Regions from separate parts of the Homo sapiens genome. Here regions 1, 2, 3, 4, 5 and 6 are each linked to region 7. Evidence: chromatin loops called from intact Hi-C (ENCODE). Cell type or tissue: MCF 10A. All regions are shown on one strand. Region 1 overlaps ERRFI1-DT (ERRFI1 divergent transcript). Region 2 has its middle 4.1 kb from the start of SLC45A1. Region 3 overlaps ERRFI1-DT (ERRFI1 divergent transcript). Region 4 overlaps ERRFI1 (ERBB receptor feedback inhibitor 1). Region 5 has its middle 27 kb from the start of LINC01714. Region 6 overlaps LOC107984915 (a long non-coding RNA gene). Region 7 holds the start of LOC105376695 (a long non-coding RNA gene).

Evidence for each region. A loop is a pair of places that touch in the nucleus more often than their neighbours do. Peaks named below come from ENCODE experiments on the same cell type or tissue, not always from the same donor. Only the 100,000 strongest peaks of a DNase experiment are listed, where the experiment ranks them.
Region 1: it touches region 7 in a loop (14-fold over the local background); 46 of 110 quality-filtered maps call a loop at or near these places.
Region 2: it touches region 7 in a loop (9-fold over the local background); 11 of 110 quality-filtered maps call a loop at or near these places.
Region 3: a loop joins it to region 7, with 4 times the contacts of the local background. A loop is called at or near these places in 4 of 110 quality-filtered maps.
Region 4: it touches region 7 in a loop (8-fold over the local background); 14 of 110 quality-filtered maps call a loop at or near these places.
Region 5: a loop joins it to region 7, with 10 times the contacts of the local background. A loop is called at or near these places in 4 of 110 quality-filtered maps.
Region 6: a loop joins it to region 7, with 6 times the contacts of the local background. A loop is called at or near these places in 4 of 110 quality-filtered maps.

Annotation. Positions count from the first base shown.
Region 1 is chr1:8,029,547-8,033,546 of GRCh38, reverse strand. All of the region lies in intron 2 of ERRFI1-DT (ERRFI1 divergent transcript), which reads right to left. Among named protein-coding and RNA genes, the nearest start is that of ERRFI1-DT, 5.1 kb to the right of the region's middle. In MCF 10A, a CTCF peak has its summit at 2,165; a DNase peak (open chromatin) is centred at 2,146.
Region 2 is chr1:8,312,036-8,316,035 of GRCh38, reverse strand. No RefSeq gene overlaps it. Among named protein-coding and RNA genes, the nearest start is that of SLC45A1, 4.1 kb to the left of the region's middle. RefSeq lists silencers at 1,522-1,571, 1,612-1,661. In MCF 10A, CTCF peaks have their summits at 8 and 1,550 (motif pointing right); a DNase peak (open chromatin) is centred at 1,575.
Region 3 is chr1:8,096,035-8,100,034 of GRCh38, reverse strand. All of the region lies in intron 2 of ERRFI1-DT (ERRFI1 divergent transcript), which reads right to left. Among named protein-coding and RNA genes, the nearest start is that of ERRFI1-DT, 72 kb to the right of the region's middle. RefSeq lists enhancers at 2,740-2,789, 2,155-3,354. In MCF 10A, no CTCF peak of the experiment used is centred here; DNase peaks (open chromatin) are centred at 2,444 and 3,214.
Region 4 is chr1:8,012,796-8,016,795 of GRCh38, reverse strand. It overlaps ERRFI1 (ERBB receptor feedback inhibitor 1), which reads left to right. Exons shown (of 4, transcript NM_018948.4): 2 at 1,104-1,301; 3 at 1,412-1,488; 4 at 2,400-4,000. The coding sequence starts at 1,177. The coding sequence ends at 3,586. Among named protein-coding and RNA genes, the nearest start is that of ERRFI1, 12 kb to the left of the region's middle. In MCF 10A, a CTCF peak has its summit at 1,632 (motif pointing left); DNase peaks (open chromatin) are centred at 785 and 1,615.
Region 5 is chr1:8,180,124-8,184,123 of GRCh38, reverse strand. No RefSeq gene overlaps it. Among named protein-coding and RNA genes, the nearest start is that of LINC01714, 27 kb to the left of the region's middle. In MCF 10A, no CTCF peak of the experiment used is centred here; a DNase peak (open chromatin) is centred at 1,623.
Region 6 is chr1:8,131,656-8,135,655 of GRCh38, reverse strand. The region is part of intron 2 of LOC107984915 (a long non-coding RNA gene); the gene reads left to right. Among named protein-coding and RNA genes, the nearest start is that of LINC01714, 75 kb to the left of the region's middle. In MCF 10A, no CTCF peak of the experiment used is centred here; DNase peaks (open chromatin) are centred at 1,455, 1,785 and 2,255.
Region 7 is chr1:8,236,893-8,240,892 of GRCh38, reverse strand. LOC105376695 (a long non-coding RNA gene) reads right to left here and starts at 935. Exons shown (of 3, transcript XR_946937.3): 1 at 770-935. RefSeq lists enhancers at 286-841, 842-1,398. In MCF 10A, a CTCF peak has its summit at 1,778 (motif pointing right); a DNase peak (open chromatin) is centred at 1,742.

The sequences.
Region 1 (4,000 bases), 210 kb after region 7:
CCTTGTTAATGACTACTCTACTTTTAGCAGGAAGTCCAAACTTCTTAACACTTCCGCAGTCAAGTAAAATCTGGCCTCTAGTTAACCTCTCCAGCCTCATTCCTTACCTTCATTTACAGTGAATTTGGCTTCCTCGGACATGTCACATTCTGAACATTTGCTCTTTACCCTCCTAAGAACATCCTTCTTCCTTTGTTGTCCCCCTGTCCACTCTGAATCACCTTTCAATTCTCGCGGTTGGTGTCTATCCTACGTACCCCCATAGCACCCCACAGGCTCCTATCACAGCATGACATCACAGCTTCCTGTGTTCTTACCTATAGCTCCCACTGCACTGCAAGCTCACTAAAGACAGTGATGGAAACTCCTGCATGCTGCTGGATACTAGCATAGGACTGTCACATAGGAGGAGCCATATATATATATGTAATTTTTTTTTAGATGGAGTTTTGCTCTTGTTGCCCAGGTTAGAGTGCAGTGGCGCGATCTCAGCTCACTGCAACCTCCGCCTCCCGGGTTCAAGTGATTCTCCTGCCTCAGTCTCCCGAGTAGCTGGGATTACAGGCGCCCACCACCATTCCCAGCTAACTTTGTATTTTTAGCAGAGATGGGGTTTCGCCATGTTGGTCAGGCTGGTCTTGAACTCCTTACCTCAGGTGATCCACCTGCCTCGGCCTCCCAAAGTCCTGGGATTACAGGCGTGAGCCACCCTGCCCAGCCTCAATAGACATTTATTGATGGATAAATGAATACATGTATGAATGAGCAGTTAGAAATCCCAAGAAGTGTTGGCATTCATTCAGCTTTTACAACATTACTGCATCAAGTCATTGAGTATATCTGTTGTCCTTATACATTCCAGAGAAAATTGTAAAGCTGTTCCTATCAAAAGGTTCTGCAAGGACTTTATGTTAAATAGATTTATGTATAGGCTAAATGTGTTTTTTAAAGGAAACATGTCTATGGATGTTTATGACTATGGGCTTAGAAGTAACTGCTCACAGACTTACGGTTACTTGTGAGCTTGCCTTCAGGAATGCTAAGAAGATTCTCTGTGCCCTTAGCATATCTCCCCTATGGATTGCTGGTGCTATCAACTAATACACAGCCCTTTCTTTGTCTTAAGGTTTTATAGTCTCTTAAGTAGAATACTGCAGAGTCAATTAAGACATTTTATCTTATAAGTCATTTATGCCCCCTGGGATTTAAGGAAACAGCCTTCTGGACTAATTAAATCATGTATACTATCAAGCAATCAAGAATTTTTCAATCTTGCAATCACAGATGTTCAAAAATCTCCCAAAGAATATGTGACCACAACAACGAGAATAACAATAATAAAAACAGGCCAGGCGCGGTTGCTCACGCCTGTCATCCCAACACTTTAGGAGGCCAAGGCGGGCAGATCACTTGAGGCCAGGAGTTCAAGACCAGCCTGGCCAACATGGCGAAAACCTGTCTCTACTAAAAATACAAAAATTAGCCAGGCATGGTAGCACACGCCTGTAGTCCCAGCTACTCAGGAGGCTGAGGCACAAGAATCACTTGAACCCAGGATGCGGAGGCTGCAGTGAGCCAAGATCACGCCATTGCACTCCAGCTGGGGTAACACAGCAAGCCTTGGTCTCAAATAATAATAATAAAAAATCTAACATTTATTGAACCCTGATTGTGCTAGACAATATTATAAGCTCTTTTACATGTACTATCTCAATTATCTGTCCAATAGGAACCACTCTTATCCCCATATTACAAGGCCTCAAGAGGTTAAGTGATTTGCCCGAAGTGGAACAGCCGGTGTTCAAACCGAAACCCTGAGTCCAGAGCGTATGCCTTTCATTCCTACACCACTTTTCTTGTTCTTCTTTATCGAGAATAAAAGAAAATACCTGCTCCAAAGCATCAACTTGGTAAAATAATACCAAATTATTTTAGAACTAAGCCAAGGAGTAAGCATCTCAAAGTTTTCTTTTTTTAATATAGCAGTGTTACTTTCCTTATACCCTGCATCTGCATATACCTGCATCTATATAAACATATCTCATATGTGACCAGTGTCAATAAGAAGTGAAATATATTTCTGAAATCTCTCAATGAAGAGTTTATATTAACATTTTAAATTAATTAATTAATTAATTTGGCAAGGGACTAGAGCACACCCTACTGGCCAGCTAATAGGAAATACAGCATTTACTTAGGAGAAAATGCTTAAATGTTTAAATAATTTGAAAATAAAGTCAGGCTAGCGTCTAAAAGAAATTTGAAAAATTGTCTTGTAAACATCTAGATTATGTATCTAAATTAATGTATCCATAAGACTTGGCCAGGCGCGGTGGCTCACACCTGTAATCCCAGTACTTTGGGAGGGCGAGGCAGGTGCATCACCTGAGGTCAGGAGTTCAAAACCAACCTGGCCAACATGGTGAAACCCCGTCTCTACTGAAAATACTAAAAATTAGCTGGGCATGGTGGTGGATGCCTGTAATCCCAGCTACTTGGGATGCTTAGGCAGGTGAATCGCTTGAACCTGGGAGGTGGAGGTTGCAGTGAGCTGAGATTGCGCCATTGCACTCCAGCCTGGGCAACAAGAGCGAAACTCCATCTCAAAATAAACAAATAAATAAAAATTAATTAATTAATGTATCCACAAGACTAAAAAATTTACAACAGTTACACATTTTAAAGATGGGATAGAATTAGAAACATAATAACCACCAATAGCATTTAATGTTAAGAGAGCATTTGGTAAATGAAAGGTAGCTCAGTTAAAAATAAACAACTACGCGAACAGCCTGTCTAAAACTCATACTAAGAAAAAGCAGTGAAGCCCTGGCCCTAACACTTAAAATAATAGACTGGGAAATTAAAACCAACCTGCTCAGACTTCCACAGGCGAAGTATCCTTTTTGGGGAAAAACTAGGAAGGGAGAGCAGTACCCCTAATTAACTAATGGAAAAATGGGCTGGGCATGGTGGCTCACGCCTATAATTTCAGTACTTTGGGAAGCCAAGACAGGGAGATCACTTGAGGCCGGGAGTTCAAGACCAGTCTGACCAACACAGAGAAACCCCGTCTCTACTAAAAGCACAAAATTAGCCGACGTGGTGGTGCATGCCTATAATCCCAGCTACTCGGGAGGCTGAGGCAGGAGAATCGCTTGAATCTAGGAGGCGGAGGTTGCGGTGAGCCCAAATCACGCCATTGCACTCCAGCCTGGGCAACAAGAGCAAAACTCTGTCTCAAAAAACAAATAAAAAACAAAACAAAACAAAAAAGACAAAAAAACAGAAAAAGGAAAAATGAAATGTTGCCAAGAAATATATTTTCTGTGCTACTTTTCAAATGGCCACTAAGGTTGAAAAGTGAAAAGTCCATGGAAATCTCTTTGGGGTTGTGGTACTCCTCATGGGTGAATCTAGGCTCTTATCAGCATGTGTGTTTTAGAATCATCCAGAGTTCACCAGGCGCGGTGGCTCAAGCCTGTAATCCCAGCACTTTGGGAGGCCGAGGCGGGCGGATCATGAGGTCAAGAGATCAAGACCATCCTGGCCAACATGGTGAAACCCCGTCTCTACTAAAAATACAAAAATTAGCCGGGCGTGGTGGCACCCACCTGTAGTCCCAGCTACTAGGGAGGCTGAGGCAGGACAATCGCTTGAACCCGGGAGGCGGAGGTTGCAGTGAGCTGAGATGGCGCCACTGCACTCCAACCTGGGGACAGAGTGAGACTCCGTCTCAAAAAAATGAAAAGAATCACCTAGAGTTTATTTTATATGTTGAGTGTGTGTGTGTGTGTGTGTGTGTGTACATGCATGCGTTTTGGAAACATCCATGAACAGAAATATGAATGTTCCCAAAATGCAATGTAGCACACTAAGCAAACACCCTCTAGGAAATGTAATTCCTCTCTTGGTTGTATTTTTTTATTGCACACTTATCTATAAAATAGTTTAAGTGCATAATATACATTTATATTATGTATAGACAGAAACAAAGGCT
Region 2 (4,000 bases), 75 kb before region 7:
GGGCAGAGGGCCCCAGAGGACACCATGGGAATTTCAACAGATCCTGCCCAGGCTGAAGAGAAGGAGCCACTGGAGGGGGCTGGTTCTGGCTTCTTTTATCTCTATAACAGGGTAACAGCTTGAAAAAAATACCGATGTCCTTTTCTATTTTGCATGCAAGTGGCCTGCCATCAACTGATGAGCTTCAGCACCTCAGGGACTTAATGCAATAGAAGCTTACTTCCACATGAGGTTGGCAGAAGTGTGCCTGATGGGTGGGGACCTCTGTGAAGCCATTCAGGGATCCCGGTTGCCTCCATCTTGCTCTGCCCTGGTGCACTGAGGGAGGAGCCCAGGTGGTGCCTGCCCACGGGGCCAGGTGTGCAGGAGGCCCACGTTCCACTCGAATCCCATTGGCTAGGACCCTGCCACACAGCCACACCGGCCACACCCAACCCACAACAGGGCTGAGAGATGGGGCCCCTGTCCCCAGGAGAGGAGGAGATGGGGGTGGGGAGTTGCTGGCTTCAACTGCTTCTGTAACTTTTAGCTGCTTGCAGAGGGGAGAGAAGATGGGGAATGCTGAGAAAACTTAAAGATCATCTCGAGGTTCTGATGTTCACAACGGGATTTTGCAACAAGAGAAGAGGTTTGAAATCTAAGCATTGTTGAGAAAGAAAGGGATTTTGAAAATTCCTTTGACCTTTTTTAAACTTCCAAAGTGAGAACCTTCTAAGGCTAGAGCTTTTGCTTTTTAGCCCCTCCAAGTTCAGGGCAGAGAGCAGTGTTTCTCCCTGGGGGCAGACAAGATTTCTCCTGTCTCGACAATAGGTCTAGACTGGGGGCCAGAGTGGAAGGGGCTGACAGAACATGCAGGAAAGACAAGAGACGCTCGCCCTTCCGGTCCTGGGTGTGGGGGAAGGATGGCAGAGGGAGGAGGGAGAGTGAGGGGGAGGAAGGTGCTTGGGGTGCATCCCAGCTCCTTTCTCCCTGCGCCTCAGCCCTGTCGTGGCAGAGTTTGCTCTGGGCAGAGCCCCCGTACACCAACACAGCGGCCGCAGCCCGGCTGGGGGATCAGAACAGTGGGGGCTCTAATTTGCCCTGTGAGGCTCTTGTGGCTCCCATTCAGTGCCTGGATGCAGAGCTGAAGCTGCAATGGCCCCGTGGGGCTGGGACATGACGTGGGGTGGGGGGACCCTCAGCCTCACTGTGGGAAGGACAGTTGGGCCAGGTGGCTGGGTGGGGGGACTTTGGCAGAGAGACCTGGAGGGGTCTACGGGGCCAGCCAGGGCCCCAGGGAAGCAGGAGCCACACCAACTCCACGCCAGGATCTAAGGAAAACAGGGGACTGCTGCAGCCCTGCCACGTACACGGGGACCGGCAGGCAGCCAGGAGGACACAGGAGCCCCATCCACTGCCCCAGCCCAGAAAGGAACAGAGGATGGAGACAGGACATGCACAGTGTGAGCCTAGAGAGACCCAGTCGGACCCAGAATAATAGGCTCCAACAGTGCAGAGGAGAGCTGGTGTGAGGCGGTGGAAGCCTGCTCACCTGCCATCCCTGGGTGTCCACAAGGTGGTGGAAGAGTCCCACCTTTCCCGGGAGGCAGCAGGAAAACCTCGGAGCAGGAGGTGGGGAAAGGGAGAAGCTTTTCCTGACCTTGTAAAGATTCTTGGTTCTAAGGCTGGATTTTTCTTTCTACTTTGTGAACACACTTTTTCTGCAAAGCATGAAGCCAAGTGAATTTTTATGAATAACGTTATTTGTGATAACAGATCTCGTGCTAGTCACTGTGTTAAGGTGTTTCCGTATTTTAACCTCATGTAGTCATCATAGCTTCAGGAATGGGCATTATCTCCACCATTTCTTTTCTATCCAGAAGCCTGAGACTTGGATGGAGTGGGGTCATGACACAGGCAAGGTTGGAGCGGGAGAGCCTCCCAGGCCTTGTGGTCATTCCTCCATTCGTGCAGCGATTATTTATACAGCATCTACCGTCCTCTGGTGCGGGCGGGAGGTGGGATTCAGAGATGGCATCCGAATCCCCTTGGTCATGTTCTCAGTCCTCAGCCTCCTCAAGGGACTGTGCCGTCCCATTGTCTCTACCACCCCTGCCCATCCCATTCCCTGACTTACAACGTGGACAGCTTGTGGCTCCCAATTCAGATCTGAGCAGTGACAGACATGGGTGTGCGTGTGTACCTGTGTGTACAAAGTGTGTGCTGTGCAAACATAGAGAAAGGTGCATTCTCGGCCGGGCATGGTGGCTCACACCTGGAATCCCAGCACTTGGGGAGACTGAGTCAGACAGATGGCTCAAGCCTAGGAGTTCAAGACCAGCCTGGGCAACACAGTGAAAGCCTTTCTCTGCTAAAAATACAAAGAATTAGCCAGGCGTGGTGGCGTGCACCTGTAGGTAGTTCCAGCTACTTAGGGGGCTGAGGTGGGAAGATCACCTGAGCCGGGGAAGTCGAAGCTGCAGTGAGCTGAGACTGTGCCACTGCACTCCAGCCTGGGCAAGAGATCTTGTGAAAAAAAAAAAACAAAAAAACACGAAGTGCATTCTCTTATGTTATCTGGAGTTAATGAATTATTAGCGACCTGCAGTCAATATTGCTTCCCTCTCTTCAGATAGCCTCTGTGGCTCTGACATGATCTAGACTCATACACACACACAAGCATGCACACATATGTGCACACATGCTCTCAGATATGTGCACATACATGCACACATGTGCACACACACACACTCTCATACTCTCAGATATGTGCACACACACACACACACGCTATTCCTATTGCCACGCCTCCTCCTGATGGGAGCCCAGCAGCCACCCTGAAACTCTGAGTTAGAATCCAGACATTTTGTGTCCATATGAAGAAAGTCACAAAATTACAGTCCTGTAATGACAACACATTGCAAACTCCAGAGGACAGGGCCATCCAATTCTTTTTTGGCACCTCCTGCAACACCTGGCAGAGGCCGAGCACTGACACCCACATGCTTATTTACTGTACGTGGAGTAGGATCGGTTGAAGTTGCGCGATTTACCCGGGCACACACGGGCACACTGTGGGATAAAACAGATTGTCCTGGGCTGCCCTGGGCATGCCGGTGAAACTCCATTGAACCATTTCTGCAGGAAAATGAATTCTGATTTCCAAACGTATGTCCTTCTCATAACGTACTTGTGGAAGCAAACCCTGGACTTTAGGTCTTCTGGAAGAACTGGGGCAAGGGGGAATTAGAACCTACAGGGTCATGGTTGCCCTCTGAGCTGAGCCAGAGCATGAACCCAGGGTCTAGACGTTGGGCAATGCTGGAGCCAAAGGGTGTTGGGCCGCCGAGGTTCTAGAACTAAGGTGGTAGAATCCAGGCATGGTTGGCACCCAGGCAGCTGCAGCCTCCCTGTTCGTGGGCTGGGTAAAGCCTCATTGGGTCACACAGTTGCCAAATAAAATACAAATACCCAGTTAAATTTGAATTTCAGATAAACAGAGAGTAATTTTTATGCTCAGCATGTTCCAGGCAACATTTGGCATTCTGTATTCTGATTTGCTCCACTTGGCAACCTTATCGGGACAGCTCCAGGAACCAGGCAGAGGCAGCCACTAGAGAAGCCCAAGGTCCTCTGAGGCTCAGCCTGCTGCCCCATGCCTGAGAGCCCCCCCTCTGCTTCTATTTACAGTTCACCTGTGAGAACAGTCAACACCCAACATCCATAGAGAAGTCCCAGCCAACATCTGCTTGGGTCTGGAAAGAAGCAACTGCCAGACAATATGTGGCCGGGATCTTTAAAGTTCGAGTGGCTTTTGTGTTTTATCTGTTTGTTCAATTTATTAAAATTCTGAATCGACTAACCAGAACTTTCTAAACACTTAACTACTCATTATGCAACTAATAAAAGCATGAACATTTCAAATTATTTTAATCTTTGATCTTAACATCATGGATTATTAAACTTTTATATTATGAAATATGATGCAGAAAAGTGCACAAAACAAAACGAACACTCAATG
Region 3 (4,000 bases), 140 kb after region 7:
CTTTCTTAAATATTTGATAAAATTCTCCATTGAAGCCATCTGGGCCTGGTATCTTTTTAGTCAGAAGTTTTTAAATTACAAATTTAATTTCTTTAATAGGCCGGGCGTGGTGGCTCATGCCTGTAATCCCAGCACTTTGGGAAGCCGAGGCGGGGGATCACTTGAGGCCATGAGTTTGAGACCAGCATGGGCAACATGGCAAAACCCCGTCTCTACTAAAAATACAAAAATTAGCCAGGCATGGTAGCAGGCACCTGTAATTCCAGCTACCTGGGAGGCTGAGGCAGGAGAATCGCTTGAACCCAGGAGGCAGAGGTTGCAGTGAGCTGAGATCATGCCACTGCACTCCAGCCTGGGTGACAGAGTGAGAATCTGTCTCAAAATAATAATAGTAACTAATAATAATTTCCTTAATAGATATAAGGCTACTAAGATTTTCTATTTCTTCTCAAATCAGTTTTAGTAATTTTTATCTTTCAAAGAAATTTTCTATTTCCTTTAAATTTTGAAATTTATTGGCATCAATTTATTCAAAATATCCCCTTATAATCTGTTTATGTCTGTAGGATCTATGGTGATGGCCTTTCATTCCTGATTTTGGTAATTTGTGTTTTTCCTCTTTTTTTTTTTCTTGATCAGTCTGGCTAGGGGGTATAACTTTTATTAATCTTTTCAAAGTACTAGCTATTGATTTTACTGATTTTTCTCTATTGTTTTATCATCTTCTCTTTCATTAGTTTTCACTCTTATCTTTATTTATGCTTATATTTGGTTTAATTTGCTCTTCTTTTTTTAGTCTCTTAAGGTAGGAGATTAGATCATTAATTTTAGACCTTTCTTTTTTTCCAATATATGTATTTAATGCTGCTATAAACTTTCCTCTAAGCACCACTTTAGCTGCATGTCACAAATTTAGATAAATTGTGTTTTCATTTTCATTCAGTTCAAATATTTTCTAATTTCCATTGTAATTTCTTCTTTGACTCATGAATTATTTAGAAATGTGTTGCTGGGCCGGGTGCAGTGGCTCATGCCTGTAATCCTAGCACTTTAGGAGGCTGAGGCTGGTGGATCACAAGGTCAGGAGTTCGAGACCAGCCTGGCCAATATGGTGAAACCCTGTCTGTACTAAAAATACCAAAAAAATTAGCCAGGCATGGTGGCACATGCCTGTAATCCCAGCTACTCTGGAGGCCGAGGCAGGAGAATTGCTTCAACCCAGGAGGTGGAGGTTTCAGTGAGCCAAGACCATGCCACTGCACTCCGGCCTGGGTGACAGAGAGAGACTCCATCTCAAAAAAAAAAAAAAAAAAAAGAAAAGAAAAGAACTGTGTTGCTTATTTTCCTAATTTGGGGGGATTTTTCAGAGATTTTTCTGTCCTTTGTTGTTGTTGTTTATTTGCTTAATTGTAGCTAAGTTCCAGATAGCAGGGAATTAGCAATAGTGACTGCAGTCCCTTGGCCAAAAGTTTCTCAGACACTTAAACTATTTACTTAGGTAACACATTTTTTTCATGGCTACTGCAAAGGTACATTTCAGACATATGTTTTGAATTAATTAAATCTCAAGATTAATGTTGAAATTTAATATTTAGTATTTTTACATTATATTAATGATTTTTAAGAACCATTGATTTTAAGTTAAACACTTGGGTTCTTGTGCTTTTTTAAATTTGCAGATTTCAGTTCTCATATTTAGATCATTAACTTTGAAACTAAAAATAAGATCTGAGTGGGTAAGCACAGAGGATTTTTAAGACGGTGAAACTATTCTGTATGATACTATAATGGTAGATAAGTGTTTTTATCCATTTGTCAAAATCCATAGAATGTACAACACCAAGAGTGAACTCTAATGTAAACTGTGGACTTCGGGTGATACTGATGTGCCAATGCGAGTTAATCAATTGCAGCAAATTTATCACTACGGTACAGCACACTGGCAGTGGGGAGTCTGTGCCTGCGTGGGCAGGGAGTATATGGGAACTCTCCATTCAATTTTGCTGTGAACCTAAAACTGCTCTAAAAAACAAAGCCTATTTTAAGAAGCAATAAGATCTCAGGCCTTTCAGAATGCCAGATTAATGTTTAAATGTTAAAAATGAAATACTCATTGCTGCTACTAAAATTACCTTAGTTTCTCTAATCCTCTAAGTTTTCAAGTGTGCCTTTTAAAAAAAACCCTTAAGCTTTAATAAGCTTTACCAGATGACAGTAAAATTACTTAGATTAAGCCTCCATGATTTTAGAAATGAAGCATTTTGAGGACTCAATCCAGTTCCTGGGAGATGAGTCAGCTAGTTAATTAATATGATCTTAAGGAAAAATGACCCGTCTTACTTCTCACTGACTGCATACCCTGCTGAGACTATATTAAGATTAGCATTACGAGTGCTGCACAGCTGCCTCTCCTATGAGTTCAACAGGAGCTTGGTAAATAATATCAGAACTGAGTCATTTATGGTTGAATGACACAGAATGAAAAATAAGTGCCTTTCAGGCAGTTCCTGTTGCCTAATATGGACTGAGAAGTAGACACTTTAACTAAAGAGCCCCACCTGTGCCCCAAATGAACCTTTCCCTATAAGGATGTTGATCTAATTTCCTGATCAAAAAAGGAATCCAAAAACGCTGTCAATGATCTGTCTGGGCCTGAACGAGGGCCTATTTTCTCTTCTCAAAGGCCTCGTGCATGGAAGTCTACCGAATTTCTTCCTTGAATAGTTGAGGGTGTTTTGTTGTAAAGATTTCCAGTTAAAGTGGCTCTTTCATCCTAGGGAGAGATCAGAATATCCAGCAGTCCTGCAGGTGGCTAGAGTTTATTGCATTGGGAAGCAGAAACAAGATAACTAAAAACAGAGAATCTGTATTTAAAACTTAGAAAACAGGACTGGTATTTTTATAAGATTTTTTTTTCATTACAACTATCCATTCTTCTGTGAATTAAAAGCCCAGGACACTGATGGCTCGTGGAATTGATGTCACTAGTCCCTAGGCCTTCTTACCTGATAGTAACAGTAAAATGGATATATAACATCGTTTTTCTTCATGGAGCAGAAAAAACTGAGGTTAAATGAAAGCTTTCAGGCGACTGAATTAAACTTGAAAAGCTATAAGGAAAGGGAGCCCTTTTCTAAGGAAGTGACAACAAATTCATAAACTGAATGACTCATAAACTGCTTTCAAATTGCAAAACTGATTATGAATCACTGAAGAAAAACGTAGTCTCACAAAATCTGGTTGTTTAGGAATCAAAAAAGGTAGCCTCTGCTGTTCATTGGCATATTGTCATTCACCATCCTGAAATAACCTTATGGTGAGTGATACTAAAATAGGTCAGTTTGTTAGAAATATTTGCTTAAAAGCCAGATTTGGCTCTAAATTTCTTTTGAATGAATCATAAGAATCTGGATGATAAAAAGAATTACGCTTAGAGAAATGTGCTAGAAACAGGCATTGGTTAAAGATATGGACGTTTCTTTTAGTAGAAACCTGTGTATTTCTGAATCCTTGAAAGAAGGATTGTGGTTGAATAACAATCTGATAAAGGATGAAGTGACCTTCACCATCCGGCCTGCCGATAAAGAGCGGGGAGATGTTCCAAAGTAATCCCACAAGGAGATTCATGATCTAAAAACCATTACCAATAGGTGGTATCTGTATTTCTCTGTTTAAGACTGGAAACTAACGGGTAACTCAAGAATGCTTCCAAGAAACGGTGGAGAATGTCCACTCAAAGATTTTAATCATTAACTTCAGAGCGACTCTAGGCTAACGCCCAGGTCCAGGAATAAGGGACAGAGGCCAATAGTAACACAGATTTTATATTTTTCAACTGGAAAGCTTGGAGATAGTACAGGTAGATACAAATAATATTGGAGTGTTGGAAATTTTCTTCATGTTCATGTAAGGATAGTTTTACTATCAGTTCTTAGGAAATTGGAATATAAATAAACAATAACAATTTATCTAGACCATGTAAACATTATGGATTTTTCAA
Region 4 (4,000 bases), 220 kb after region 7:
ACTAATATTTAGTGAGAGAATGAGATCGTGTTAAAGAGTGTATATGTACGTGCCCCCAAAAGGGGTCAGTGTTACACAATAGTTGACAAATAATATCCTGGTGCCTAAGGAAAAAAACCTAAACTTATAAATAAACTTGGCTATCTGAAGACAGCAGAGATTGATGCTGACTAACACATAACGAATAATAAAAAAGGAAAGTGAAAAGGGGGCTATAGGGACTCCAGACCTGTAACATCTGACAAAGGGGATTGGCGGTCCTGAAGTTGAGGAACTACTAATTTAAGAAAAATGTACTTATTTTGTTATCCATGCCTTGCAGCTAAGCAAGATATGAGTTACTGGGTGTTTCACAAAGGAGGATGTAAAGAATGTACCTTTAACTTGTCTTTAAAAGGGAGGGAGGAAGCTGTCCCAGGCTTTTACTGAAGCCAGTAATCTTGCAGAACTTGATTTTTACAGGATAATGGAAATTAGTATCTTCATATATTACTGTTTGTTCCTTGAACAAGTAGTAACTGGAGAATTTGTCTCCCCATGGCCAACCCTGAAATACAAAATCCAGATAAATGCTAGACCCTGGGGTAGTCAGGTGCCAATACTGTAGAAACTCTTGCTTAGTTTCAGCATTGTGTTTTAGTGAGTATTAGTTCTACAGCATAAAATACAGTGGCTTCTGAAATTACTTTTTTAGCTTGGGAAAAATAAGCAGGATCCACTGGTGCTTCATGCCCAGTGCAGCCGTAACTTAGAAGGCTGGTTTAATAAGTCAGGGGAGGGTCTGTGTGCATTGCCAAGTGAGTGTGATTTGTTGTGCAACTCTCAGGCTGTGCAGTAGGAGGTCTGCTTTTGCTGGCAATAGATTATTTCTCATTTCACTAAAACATTTCATGTCTTTTGGATTAGCATTTACACAAAAAATCATTTTTAGTGTTTACATATAAGTACCCTCACGAGCTGTGAGAATTAAGTGAAAGTCTACAACTAATTTTTTCTATTCAGCATCCCCCAAATCCTCTGTTAGCTTTGCTGTAATTTAGACTGTCCTAATGGAGGTATTTCTGAATTGTTTTCTTTATTCTCTCATCTCTTCTACCTCCCAGGGAATGAAAGCTACTGGTTGATTTTAAAGTGCCTGGGCCTCACAGGTTTGGAGATGTCCCAGAATAAGGCACAATGTCAATAGCAGGAGTTGCTGCTCAGGAGATCAGAGTCCCATTAAAAACTGGATTTCTACATAATGGCCGAGCCATGGGGAATATGAGGAAGACCTACTGGAGCAGTCGCAGTGAGTTTAAAAAGTAAGTAGAGGATGTAATGCTGCTGTAATCTGGATAAATATGTGACACTAAAATGGGAGAGGCTGTGATTGCTCTTCGCTTATGACCAAAGTAGCTTCCTCTCCTTTCAGCAACTTTTTAAATATTGACCCGATAACCATGGCCTACAGTCTGAACTCTTCTGCTCAGGAGCGCCTAATACCACTTGGTATGTATTCTGAAAATCTGATCACAGTAAGCATTTGAGAAGAACAGTCTGGATTCGGGTTAGCTTGTCCTCCAGCATTATTTTTTAAATGAGGAAACCTGAACTATTTCCAACAACAGCCTGACCCCTAGTGGCAACAGATTCAGAAGATAACTGTGTTTTTCTCAAGCTATTGTACTCGACTGCCTTCATTCTGAGTCACTGATTGCTAAGTAGGACTGTTCATGGACGTGGGATCTTCTAAAATCAAGAATTAGTTCTCATTCCAGCTCTGATGCATACTTTACTTCATGAAACCTTAGGCGAGATTTCCCACCTTTCTTACTAGTATCGAATGCATGTTTGACAGTAATAGATGAAAATAGTATAAATGTTCCTCAAAACTTAAAAAATAGTATTTTTAATGTGAATATTCTGTTCCTTGGATCTTTGTCAAGAGCTGTGTGTGAACTGAACACATTGCAGGCAAGTCCATTCACTCACAATATTATGATGTGCCAGCAATAAGGACTTTGTCTTATCTCATTGGTACCCTACGTGCCTAGTATGGTCGCATGTCTTAAATGGCAAGGCTGGTACAGTATGGTATTCATGTAAATTATATGCTATTCATCTTCCGCGAATTTTACACACGTCACAAAACTTGCCTGTGATGTGTGGGTGTGCGCTGTGCACATGTCCAAGGGAGATAGAGGAGATAGTTTGTTCTTTGAACCACACCATGTGCGTTAAGAATCTTCTGCTCTCTAATTACACCTGTGGTGGTTGCATGGGTGTTCTCGGGGTGACAGCAGTCAAGTGTTTCACTCAGGAAGAAAGCTGTGGAAGCATAGGTAGCTGGGGTGCTCTCTCCCTCACACAGGTGGAGAGAGGATTGTTGATCTTTTATTAATATCTCTCGTTCATTCCAGGGCATGCTTCCAAATCTGCTCCGATGAATGGCCACTGCTTTGCAGAAAATGGTCCATCTCAAAAGTCCAGCTTGCCCCCTCTTCTTATTCCCCCAAGTGAAAACTTGGGACCACATGAAGAGGATCAAGTTGTATGTGGTTTTAAGAAACTCACAGTGAATGGGGTTTGTGCTTCCACCCCTCCACTGACACCCATAAAAAACTCCCCTTCCCTTTTCCCCTGTGCCCCTCTTTGTGAACGGGGTTCTAGGCCTCTTCCACCGTTGCCAATCTCTGAAGCCCTCTCTCTGGATGACACAGACTGTGAGGTGGAATTCCTAACTAGCTCAGATACAGACTTCCTTTTAGAAGACTCTACACTTTCTGATTTCAAATATGATGTTCCTGGCAGGCGAAGCTTCCGTGGGTGTGGACAAATCAACTATGCATATTTTGATACCCCAGCTGTTTCTGCAGCAGATCTCAGCTATGTGTCTGACCAAAATGGAGGTGTCCCAGATCCAAATCCTCCTCCACCTCAGACCCACCGAAGATTAAGAAGGTCTCATTCGGGACCAGCTGGCTCCTTTAACAAGCCAGCCATAAGGATATCCAACTGTTGTATACACAGAGCTTCTCCTAACTCCGATGAAGACAAACCTGAGGTTCCCCCCAGAGTTCCCATACCTCCTAGACCAGTAAAGCCAGATTATAGAAGATGGTCAGCAGAAGTTACTTCGAGCACCTATAGTGATGAAGACAGGCCTCCCAAAGTACCGCCAAGAGAACCTTTGTCACCGAGTAACTCGCGCACACCGAGTCCCAAAAGCCTTCCGTCTTACCTCAATGGGGTCATGCCCCCGACACAGAGCTTTGCCCCTGATCCCAAGTATGTCAGCAGCAAAGCACTGCAAAGACAGAACAGCGAAGGATCTGCCAGTAAGGTTCCTTGCATTCTGCCCATTATTGAAAATGGGAAGAAGGTTAGTTCAACACATTATTACCTACTACCTGAACGACCACCATACCTGGACAAATATGAAAAATTTTTTAGGGAAGCAGAAGAAACAAATGGAGGCGCCCAAATCCAGCCATTACCTGCTGACTGCGGTATATCTTCAGCCACAGAAAAGCCAGACTCAAAAACAAAAATGGATCTGGGTGGCCACGTGAAGCGTAAACATTTATCCTATGTGGTTTCTCCTTAGACCTTGGGGTCATGGTTCAGCAGAGGTTACATAGGAGCAAATGGTTCTCAATTTTCCAGTTTGATTGAAGTGCAGAGAAAAATCCCTTAGATTGCAAAATAAAATAGTTGAACTCTCTGTCTTCATGTGGAAGGTTTAGAGCAGTTGTGAGATGCTGTTATGCTGAGAAACCCTGACTTTGTTAGTGTTGGAAAAAAGTCTTACAAGTCTATAATTTAAAGATGTGATGGTGGGGAGGGGAGGATGGGGAAGCTTTTTATATATGCATACATTACATACCTATATATAAACTTGTGGTATAACCATAGACCATAGCTGCAGGTTAACCAATTAGTTACTATCGTAGAGTAATATATATTCAGAATAATAAACTCAAGCTGGAGAAATGAGTCCTGATAGACTGAAAATTGAGCA
Region 5 (4,000 bases), 57 kb after region 7:
ACCCTCAGGCCCAGAGAATCGGGCCTGGTAGTGCCCTCCGAGCTCTGTCATATCATGGCCTTCATAGAAAATGCAGTGTTTGGCTGGGCGTGATGGCTCACACCTGTAATCCTAGCACTTTGGGAGGCTGAGGCAGGTAGATCACCTGAGGTCAGGAGCTTGAGACCAGCCTGGACAACATGGCAAAACCCCATCTCTACTAAAAATACAAAAAATTAGCCAGGCATGGTGGTGGACACCTGTAATCCCCGCTACTTGGGAGGCTGAGGCAGGAGAATCACTTGAACCTGGGAGATGGAGGTTGCAGTGAGCCAAGATTGTACATTGCACTCCAGCCTGGGAGACAAGAGGGAAACTCTGTCTCAAAAAAAAAAAAAAGAAAAGAAAAGAAAATGCAATGTTTTGGGGGAGACACTCCTCTGGGGTAAGCAGATGAGGATGCTCACAGCCAGGTACCTGGGATCAGCACCTTTTTCATCCATTTGAAGCCCATATACCCTGCATGCTGGCTGAGAAGCCCTAGACTGAGATAGGTACTTTATATATACCAACTCCTTTCATCCTTACAACTACCCTACAATGAAGGCACCCTATATTCTCTCTTCATGATGGAGGACATTGAGGCACAGAGAAGTGAAGCAGTTTGCCCAAGATCACACAGCCAGAAAGGGTCAGTCATCTCTAGCCCAAGGTTCTGGGTACCTACCTCCCCACCATTAGCCTCTCTAATAAACCATTCCAGATTATCCCATGGTTTCCAACTTAGCCAAACCATACCATGCACTTATTTATTTATTTATTTGAGACGAAGTCTTGCTCTTGTCCCCCAAGCTGGAGTGCAATGGCACGATCTCGGCTCACTGCAACCTCTGCCTCCCAGGTTCAAGCGATTCTCCTGTCTCAGCCTCACGAGTAGCTGGGATTACAGGCGCCTGCCACCATGCCCGGCTAATTTTTGTATTTTTAGTAGAGACGGGGTTTCACCATGTTGGACAGGCTGGTCTCGAACTCCTGACCTCAGGTGATCCGCCCACCTCGGCCTCCCAAAGTACTGGGATTACAGGCGTGAGCCACTGAGCCCGGCCTTATACCATGCATTTAAAAACTCAAGTTCATGGCCTGGTTTCCCACATTGCGTATGCATTTTCACACTTCCTCTATCTAATCTTTCCTTTTTAGATTCCAAACTGCTAGAGAGCATGAACGAAACAAAATGCTGAGCGCAGAGTAAAATACCTTTGGCCAAATGACCAGTCACATCAAACCTGTTTGCCTCTATTCCCGTAGGCTCTCAGAATGTTTGAAGATGTTAAAAATGGGGGGAAAGCAGCGAGACCCTGTTTTATCAGCATATGATTGGTCCAAAAAGAAAAGAGGATACTGCTAAGTTTCTCATCTATACAGGATGCAGACATTGAATGCTTTCGCTTTCTTGTGCTTTTTTTTTACTCTCATATATTGGGAACGCCTTATTCTTTCTGGCCCTGTTTCATATCTGTGTTTCGATCTCTGTGAATTCTCAAGAATGCAGTGCTACTACATGAGTCACACTTGAACAACCCTAAAACAAATAAGTAAACAAAAAGCTTCAGAAAGCTCACACACTTGTTATTACCTGAAATTGATGTGGTTATAGACTGACATCCTACCAACCAACGCAGAATAGGCTGATGAAAAGAAGCATTCGTTGTTTGCAGAAGTTTCGCCAGCCAGAACACAACACAAAACTTTCTCTGGGTTGCAGTGAATCACCTAAGTCAGGAAACAAAGTGATTTTAACGAGTAATAGTCACAATGCCTTATCTTACTTGTAATATTTACAAAATGTTCTTGACATCACCAAGGCCGCAGCCCTAGAAAGAGGAGGGAGAGCGGACATGGGCACATTCATTCAGTCCCTGCTATGTGCCACGTGCTTCCATTCACATGGTAAAAAAATCTCAGGCCGGTGTGATTATTCTCAATTTCAAGATGGAGACACAGAGTCACTGAGATAAGGAATTTACTCCAAATCACGCAGCTAGAGAATGGGGCACTGGAGTCCATGCTTTCACTCCACCAGGCTGCCTCTTGGAGTTACCCAAGAAAAGCTTTGAGAAATCATGAGAATTCACTAATTTCCCAAAGATTTCATTTTACCCCTATACTTAGCCAGAAAATAACATTTTCTCAAGATCCAAAACTGTTAATTCTGTTGAAGAAGAGTCAAGGCAACCAACATATCTGAATTGCCACACTACGTGCTTTGATTCCTGGAAAAGATACATGATCTTGACGCTCATACTTTCCAGTATCCCCTACAGTGAGATGTTGGAAACTTACGTATCACAGTATTCATCGTCCCCCAAAATATAAATGGGTCAAACTCATTGAGTTAAAAAGCAGACATTATCATCCTTGGATAAACCCTGTTAGGGAGCCATCTAAAGCAAAAGGACATGGAAAAGTTGAAAGCAAAAGGTGGGGAAAAGACACCAAAAATATATTAAACAAAAGAGAACTGGCATAACTACATCAGTATGACACACACACAAGGACTCTAAGACAGAAAAGGTTCCTATATGAAAATGAAATTTTCGTGTCACCAAGAAGACATAATAATTCTAAATGTATATGCACCTAATAAAAATGTCTCACACCATATACATAAAAAAGTAATAGAGGTCGGGCACGGTGGCTCACACCTGTAATACTAGCACTTTGGGAGGCTGAGGCTGGCAGATCACCTGAGGTCAGGAGTTCGAGACCAGCCTGGCCAACATGGTGAAACCCCACCTCTACTAAAAATGCAAAAATTAGCCAAGTGTGGTGGTGCATGCCTGTAATCCCAGCTACCTGGGAGGCTGAGGCAGGAGAATTGCTGGAAGGTTCCAGCTGGCAAACTTTCACCTCACCAGGAGGTGGAGGCTGCGGTGAGCCGAGATCGTGCCACTGCACTCCAGCCTGGGCAACAGAGTGAGAATCTGTCTTAAAAAAAAAAAAAAAAAGTAATAGAAATGGACAAATCCACCAATTTTTTTTCTCAATAATCAGTAGGTCAAGCAGCAAAAAAGAATCAATAAATAGGCCGGGCACAGTGGCTCATGCCTGTAATCCCAGCACTTCGGGAGGCTGAGGCGGGTGGATCACCAGAGGTCAGGAGTTCAAGACCAGCCTGGCCAATAAGGTGAAACCCCATCTCTACTAAAAATACAAAAAAATTAGCCGAGTATAGTGGCAGGCACCTGTAATCCTGGCTACTCAGAAGGCTTAGATCATGCCATTGCACTCCAGCCTGGATGACAAGAGCAAGACTCCATCTCAAAAAAAAAAAAAAAGAATAAATAAATATATTTGAAAAATTTGATTAACTACTTTGATGTAATGAACATATGTAAAACTCTAAAAGCAATCATTAGAGAATATCCATTCTTCTTTTTTTTTTTTTTTGAGATGGAGTTTCGCTCTGTCGCCCAGGCTGGAGTGCCGTGGCACAATCTCGGCTCACTGCAACCTCCGCCTCCCGTGTTCCAGTGATTCTCCTGCCTCAGCCTTCCGAGTAGCTAGGATTACACATGCCCGCCACCATGCCTGGCTAATTTTTGTATTTTTAGTAGAGACGGGGTTTCACCATGTTAGCCAGGATGGTCTCGATCTCCTGACCTCGTGATCTGCCTGTCTCGGCCTCCCAAAGTCCTGGGATTATAATCATGAGCCACTGTGCCCGGCCCATTCTTCTTAAGGACACATGGAATGGTTACAAAAATTAATCAGATCTGAGGTCATAAAGCACATCTCAACAAATTTCAAAAAATTAGTATCACATCCATCACATTTTTTAAACAAAATGTGATTAAGTAGAAGTCAATAGCAAAAAAGATAAATTATGAAGTTCTTGTGTATTGAAATTTAAAAACAGAATTCTAAATCATGGCTCAAATCATACAAATCTAGAAATACTCAGAACAATAATTTTTAAAATATTATTTAGAACTAGCATATTATAGTGAAAGCTATAATG
Region 6 (4,000 bases), 110 kb after region 7:
CTCAGGCTGGGCGCAGTGGTCCCAGCACTTTGGGAAGCCAAGGAGGGCTGATCACTTGAGCTGAAGAGCTGGAGAGCAGCCTGGCCAACATGGTGAAACCCCGTCTCTAAAAAAAACTACAAAAATGAACTGGGCATGTTGGCGCAATCCTGTAATCTCAGCTACTCAGGTAGCTTAGGCGGGAGGACCACCTGACCCCAGGAGGCAGAGGTTGTAGTGAGCTAAGACCATGCCACTGCACTTCAGCCTGGGCAATAGAGCGAGACCCTGTCTCAAAACAAACAAAACAAAAAGCTAACAAAACAAAACAGCAAAAACAAAACCTTGAACCTTATCAAGCCTCGAGAGCCAACCACCATTATACCAGGAGCATAGAACTGGCCAGATTCGGATATGGGGAATTTCTGCAGGGCAAACGGCCCAGGTACATCAAGAAACAATGTCATGGGAAAAGATGGAGCAGGAAGTGTGGCAGATTAAAAGAGACGGAACAGTCAGCGGCAACCTTGGTGTTTTGTTTGTTTCCGAATCTGTACAAACCAACAGTAAAAATCCATGATTGAGAAAGCAGGGAAATGGGAAAGCAGACAGGGCCTGAAAGGGTGGTGGTGGCTTGGACCACGTCATTGTGGTGAAGCTGGAGCTAGATTCCTCCACATCCCTTTCTCTGTGGAGTTCTGGGTGAAGAGGTGGCCCAAAGAGGCACTGTCGTGGGATTCGGGAGGCTGCGTGAAGCATCAGCCGTGACTCTCCAAAGTTCTTAGACTTGATGCATGACAGACACACACACAGGTATCAACGAAGTCCAGCTTGTCCCCACTCTCCTGTCCCCATCCACTTCTCCCCGACCACCAACTCTGCTGACCAGCAACGGCCCTGAGCCAGCCTCCAGATGCTTGCCTGGGGTCCACTCTGGCTGGAGCAGTTCTTATTAAAGGGTTTTTGTTCATTGCATTAGCTTCATCGCAGTATTGCATTACACTGGGGGCAAGACATTCTCTGTGGTAGGTACACACTGAAGCATTTATGGGTGAAATTATGTTATTTCTAGGGTTTGCTTAAAATACTTCAAAACGAAAGAGGCTGGAGCGTGGAGACTAAACAAAACAACATTGAAAAATGGTAACGATTGTTAGAGTTGGAAGATGGGCTCATTGTTCTATTTGCTCTGTTTCTGGTATGTTCGAAAATGTTCATGATTTCAAATTACGGAGTCGGGGGAGCTAAGGAAATGGAACAGAACCTGAAGATCCCCCACCCCCTCCTCCACTCCAGACTAGCACTAGGCAAAGTTGCAGGCAAAATTGCATAACTGGAAAATTCTTCAATTCTTCTTGAGGATGTGGGTTAAGGGAGGGAGGAAAAACTTAGAGCGGCAAGAGGCTGATGAATAGACACACACCACAGAAGAAAAAAGAAAACCAATTAAATCTTACTATTACTTTTAACTGTGAGTAATACGCTTGGACATGTGTGAGCTGGTCTTGTTGTTCTTACAAACAAGGCTAAAAAAAACCTATGACCTTGGAATTCTCAGATTCGTGCAGGCTGTTGAGTTATTTTAAGTGGTGTTCAGAGGACAGGGTTTCTGACCTAAGAATGTACTTTTCCAAAGGTACCTTCTAACTTGGAATTTTAAATATTAATTGAGATATAAAACTTCTTTTTAGGAAAAATGTAAAAATCTCCATGAGCTCAGCCATTGTTTTGGTTAGGAGAGAAGATGACCGTGTAGGATGGGGGCCAACCCAAACAGAAGGGTGGAGAATGGCAACAGGCCCACAGTTCTGTTCACAAATGTTCTTCTCCAGGGCTGAGCTTCTTGGAAAGGGGTTTATTTTATTTCACTCTATCCCTGCTCCACAGTTGGGTCATTTTAGGATCTCAGCTGGTGGCCACAGCTTTTAAGGCTTCTGAGTCATACTCCTTTTTTTTTTTAAGAGGTTATTTAAAAGTTTTTCAAAGTAGGGAGATATTATATGGAAAATATTAAGCAGAAGAAAATATTTTGTATTGGAAAAAATAAATGATCGGTGTTCATAAAAGTGTGTAGTCAGTAAATCAGAAAAACTGTGAACCCGTTAGAGAAACAAACTTTGAGGGAAAATACTGCATATGGTTTTAAAAGATGCAAAAGCTGATCCTGGCACCCAGTCTCAGGAGGAGAACAGAGGGAGGAAGTCAGAAATGCAGATGATCTGTGGGGAGGTGCGGGTGCCCAGGGCAAGAGAGAGGGAGGAGGATGGAGACTCCAGGGCGTGGAAGAGGAGATATGCAAAATGCCGAACCCTAGAGGGGTGCCAGCTCAGTCACCCTCAAGGCAGACTGGCCCAGGTTCCCACACCTCCTTGTCCCACAGTCAAGTCCAATAAAATGGCAGGGGTGGCGGGGGGAGGGGGGAGTAGAGACACAGAGCCCTCTGTGATGTTCACTTGCTGATGGTTTTCCCTGAGAAGGGACTCAGAATACGCCATCCCCAGGCCGGGTGCAGTGGCTCTCAGCACTTTGAGAAGCTGAGGTGGGCAGATCACTTGAGTCCAGGAGTTCGAGACCAGCCTGGGCAACACAGTGAGATCCCATCTCTATATAATAAATATTAAAAATAAAAAAAATTTTTAATTTAAAAAATTAAAATGAATTTAAAAGAAAATTTTAAAAGATAGGATGCTCATTGCAACCTCCACCTTTTAAGCTCAAGCTATCCTCCCACCTTAGCCTTCCAAGGAGCTGGGACTGCAGGCGCGTGCCACCACACTTTGGCGTTAAGGATTATTCTGAGCTGGAGGCACTTGAGAATCGACAAGCAAGTACAGTTCTCTGCCCTCCCCTTCACTGCCTGAAAGCCAGGCATCAATTTCCCCCGTAAAGGTGTCCCTGCACCCCCATCAGAGGACGAGAAGAGCACTCATCCCCAGAGGCGGTTGGCTCCAAGATGAGTCTACATGAAGAGACCCTTACTGAAATAACGCCTGACTCCCCATTCGTCCCCATACGCTTCTTAGTCACTTTCCTACGATCCGTTGTCTCTCCAAGCTCAAACCTGCCTTTCTTTGTTAAAATGGTATAAATTCCTGAGCCTAACCACTTCTTTGAGTTTCACTTTTTTTTTTTAAACTCTTATGCATGTAAATGTTTATAAAAATTGTGTGCTTTGTCTCCTGTTAACCTGTTTTTTTTTTTTTTTTTTTTTGCTCTTTTATTTTATTTCATTTTTTTGAGACAGGGTCTCGCTCTGTCATCCAGACAGAGTGCAGTGGTTCTATCTTGGCTCATTGCAACCTCCGCCTCTTAAGCTCAAGCTATCCTCCCACCTCAGTCTTCCGAGTAGCTGGCACTGCAGGCGTGTGCCACCATACCTGGCTAATTTTTGTATATTTTGTAGAGATGGGGTCTTACCATGTTGCCCAGGCTGGTCTCGAACTCCTAGGCTCAAATGATCCTCCTACCTCTGCCTCCCAAAATGCTAGGATTACAGGTGTGAGCCACTGTGCCAGGCCTGTCTTTTGGTAGTTTAATTCGCAGACCCCTAATCATATAACATAGGAGGGTAGAGGCAACGTTTTTCCTCCCTGACACCTGCATTCAAGGGTTAATTAAATGCACAAAATGGGGACCTCTAGACTAATTGCCAGACCCCATAAAAATAATTCACCTGAGGCCTTTCAGATCCTTGAGGCCACCCATGACCTATAGATAAATTACTAACCCAGGCCCTCCCCATGCCCAACAGAAAGCCCAGTGTCAGGTAGACCTGTTTATATTTTGACACATTTTAGCAACTGCAATACAGGCTTTAGCATTCTTGTATACCTTAGTGTTTTTTATAGACAGCTTTATTGAGACATCGAATAAAACAAACATAAACACTTAACGGTGAGTAGATACTTTTGACATATGAATTCACCCCTAAAACTATTTGCCACCATCAAGTCGGTGAACATACCCATCACCCTCGTAGTTTCCTCGTGGCCCTTTGATACCATAGTATTTTCATGTGTCA
Region 7 (4,000 bases):
CGGGAGGCTGAGGCAGAAGAATGGCGTGAACCCGGGAGACGGAGCTTGCAGTGAGCCGAGATCACGCCACTGCACTGCAGCTTGGGTGACAGAGCAAGACTCCATCTCAAAAAAAAAAAGAAAAAAAAAAGAAAAAAAAAAAGAAAATCAGGCCAGGCACGGTGGCTCACGCCTGTAATCCCAGCACTTTGGGAGGCTGAGGCAGGTGTATCACCTGAGGTCAGGAGTTTGAGCCCAGCCTGGCCAACAGGGAGAAACTCTGTCTCTACTAAAAGTACAAAAATTAGCTGGGCATGGTGGTGTGTGTGACTGTAGTCCCAGCTACTTGGGAAGCTGAAGCATGAAGAATGTCTTGAACCCGGGAGGTGGAGGTTGCAGTGAGCTGAGATCCTGCCACTGCACTCCATTCTGGGCAATAGTGTGAGACCCTGTCTCAAAATAAATAAATAAAAGAGAAAATCAGATCATGTTATTCTTTTTATTACTTCCGCCCACCCGTCCCCCACATCCCATCGCTGGGCCCAAGCAATGCTCCCACCTCCAGCTTCCAAAGTGCTGAAATGCAGGTGCGAGCCACCACGTGGGGCAGCTGTTTTCCTTCTAAAGATCCTCCTATGGCTGGCCTGTAACCATGCGTGTAATCCCAGCACTTTGGAAGGCTGAGGTGGGCGGATCACGAGGTCAGGAGATCAAGACCATCCTGGCTAACACAATGAAACTCTGTCTCTACTAGAAATACAAAAAATTACTCGGGGGTGGTGGCACGCACCTGTATTCCCAGCTGCTCGGGGGGCTGAGGCCGGAGAATCACTTGAAACCGGGAGGCGAAGGTTGCAGTGAGCCGAGATGGCGCATTGCACTCCAGCCTGGGCGACAGAGCGAGACTCCATCCAAAAAAAAAAAAAAAAAAAAATCTTCCTGTGGCTTCCAATGCACTTAGAAAAAAATCCAAACAATTCATCAAGGCCTGCCTCTCAGGCCCCTCCTCCAGCGCCCTCCCCACTTGGAGGCCTTCAGGCTGTCGCTCCCCAGGACAGGCTCCTCCCTGGGGCTGGGCATTTGCTGCATCCTTTGCTGGACAAATCCCCCACCTCCTCTTCCCCCGCCTTCAATCCCCCTCTACGAGTAGATGGGGCCACGTGGGCGCGGTGGCTCAGGCCTGTAATCCCAGCACTTTAGATCACACCACGCAATCCAGCCTGGGTGACAGAGCAAGACTCCATCTCATAAAAAAACAAACAACAACGAAAAACAAGTAGATGTGCCTCCCTCTTCCTCCATGGCCTTTATCAAACCTCCCCCCCGAAACAGAATGGATTTTCCTTGGAGAATGGCCTGCTCCTCATTATATAGTGTCAGCTAATGTGTCCCCTCTTCTAGAGGGTGTGACAAAACCAGGCCATTCAGACAACTCCCCTCTGGAATTTGACCCCAGAGTGCAGGTGGCATTAGAATTTACAACAGGCCAGCGCCATGGTTCCGGCCTGTAATCCCAGCACTTTGGGGATCTGAGGCAAGCAGATCACCTGAGATCAGGAGTTTGAGACCAGCCTGAAAATATAAAAATTAGCTGGGCCTGTAACCCCAGCACTTTGGGGATCTGAGGCAAGCAGATCACCTGAGGTCAGGAGTTTGAGACCAGCCTGAAAATACAAAAATTAGCTGGGCGTGGTGGCGCATACCTGTAATCCCAGCTATTTGGAAGCCTGAGGCATGAGAGTCGCTTGAACAGGGGAGGCGGATGTTGCAATGGGCCAAGATCTATCACTGCACTCCAGCCTGGGCAGCAGAGGGAGACTGCGTCTCAAAAAAAAAAAAAAAAAAAAAAAAAAGTTTACAGCAACAACAAAACCATTGGAACAGATTTATTTCAAAGGTGGTGCCCAGAAGAGACTTCCCTTGGACTGCTGCTCTTCGACGGCCCATCCCTCCTTGCCTCCACCTCCATACCCCTCCCCCTCACGCCTGCCCATCCCCCCATCTTCCATCACCCTTGCCTTCCATTCTACAGGCTTTCCGAGTCCTCCCGAGTCAGCCTCCCTTCTCATTCCCATAGCTGCCTTGATCTCTATTCTTTTCACTCAGAGAATCCTGCCTGACCGTCCCCTACCTCCTGGGGCCTGGACCTGTCTGTCTAGCCCTCCCCCCAACCCCCATTCACCTGGTGCCCAGTTCCAAGTCTGCACCCAGAAGCCCTGTATAAATATTTGATGAAAGAATAACAAAGGTTAATAAATCCCTGGCACTTTCTGAGTGGGGAAAGGCATAGAATAGGAATAGGAGTGAGATGTTTTGAGACAGGGACTCGATGGATTACTAACGAGCTGCATCATACGCCTTTGATTTTGTTGATGCCGCCTCCTTTGGAGCAGACATGTGGCTTTGAGGCAGTGTCCGGGCAGGACGAATGCAGCGTCTGTACTGTAAATTACTCAGTACCGAATATCCCACATCACTACCCTCATCACTGCGGCTTCTATCAGTGCTGAATACGTGGAATGTGTTTTTCTTTTGATGAAAAGGGAAGTTCTCTTGAGAAAGTGGGACAGTTACTCATCTATTCAACTTTCGAATAATTTCGTACATGCTGGTGACCAGATGTTTCATCTCTGATGTGTTGCTGAACTGATTCAGTCCCTTTTGTCAACACTGATCTTTTTGCTGCACTCCAGTGACCAATAGGAAGATATGGAAATGACGGTAGACTGCACTTCCTGGATAAAAAGCAAATATGCACATACAGGCGGGAACCGAAGTATCCATCCCCAGATTCCATAAGGGCCACAGGTGGCTTTGCCTGCGGCTGTTCACCATCACATCCCGGTGCCCAGCACCGTCGGAGTTCAATTAATGTATCAAATAACTGGATTTAGTTACTTACATTTTCATTAAAAAGCTAGTTTTGACACAAAGCAAATTCTTTTTTCCTTTGTTTCGAACTGAAGCTAGAACCCCAATAACAATAAAATCTCAAGGTTGAAAGACCATCTCCCCCAGGGCAGGGCGCTGTGGCTTACGCCTCTAATTCCAGCACTTTGGGATGCCAAGGCTGGCGGATGATTTGGGCCCAGGAGTTTGAGACCAGCCTGGGCAAGATGGTGAAACTCCATGTCTACCAAAAATACAAAAATTAGCCACTCTCATAACACAGTCTCAAAGTAAATAATAATAATAATAAACAAAAACAAAAAGATTATCTCTCCCAAGTGCCCATCTGAAGCTGAATTCCCTGTAGATCATTTTGGCCAGCTCTGCATCGCTCTGGATTTGGGCAAATTTTCCTTGTGTTAAGCCAAAAATCATACCGCAGGTACGGACAAAATAAGTCCACACTCTTTTGTGTGTGTGTGTGTGATGGAATTTTTGCTCTTGTTGCCCAGGCTGGAGTGCAATGGCGCAGTCTCAGCTCATTGCAACCTCTGCCTCCCAGGTTCAAGCAATTCTCCTGCCTCAGCCTCCCGAGTAGCTGGAATTACAGGCGCTGGCCACCACGCCTGGCTAATTTTTTGTGTTTTTAGTAGAGACGGGGTTTCGCCATCTTGGCCAGGCTGGTCTCAAACTCCTGGCCTCAGGTGATCCACCCGCCTTGGCCTCTTGAAGTGCTGGGATTATAGGTGTGAACCACCAAACCCGGCCGAGTCCACACTCTTACACATGGTCTCCCTGCAAGTATTTAGAGGCATCCTCTCCTTTTCTGCAGGATGCCCACCACCACCACACCCAGCTCTCACTCTAAGAAATCTCTCTCACACATTGTTTCAACCACTACCTCTAGCCCCATTCCCCAGAGACCCCCCTACCCTATTCTCTACAAAAGCAGGGCCCCCACCCCCACCGACAGGCCCGTGTCCTGGGCTCCCTTCTCTGATTGCTCTAAAAATTCAAATGGGTATAGTGGCTCTCACACCTGTAATCCCAGCACTTTGGGAGGCTGAGGCAGGAGGATTGCTTGAGGCCAGGAGTTTGAAACTAGCCAGGGCAACCTAGTGAGAGACCATCT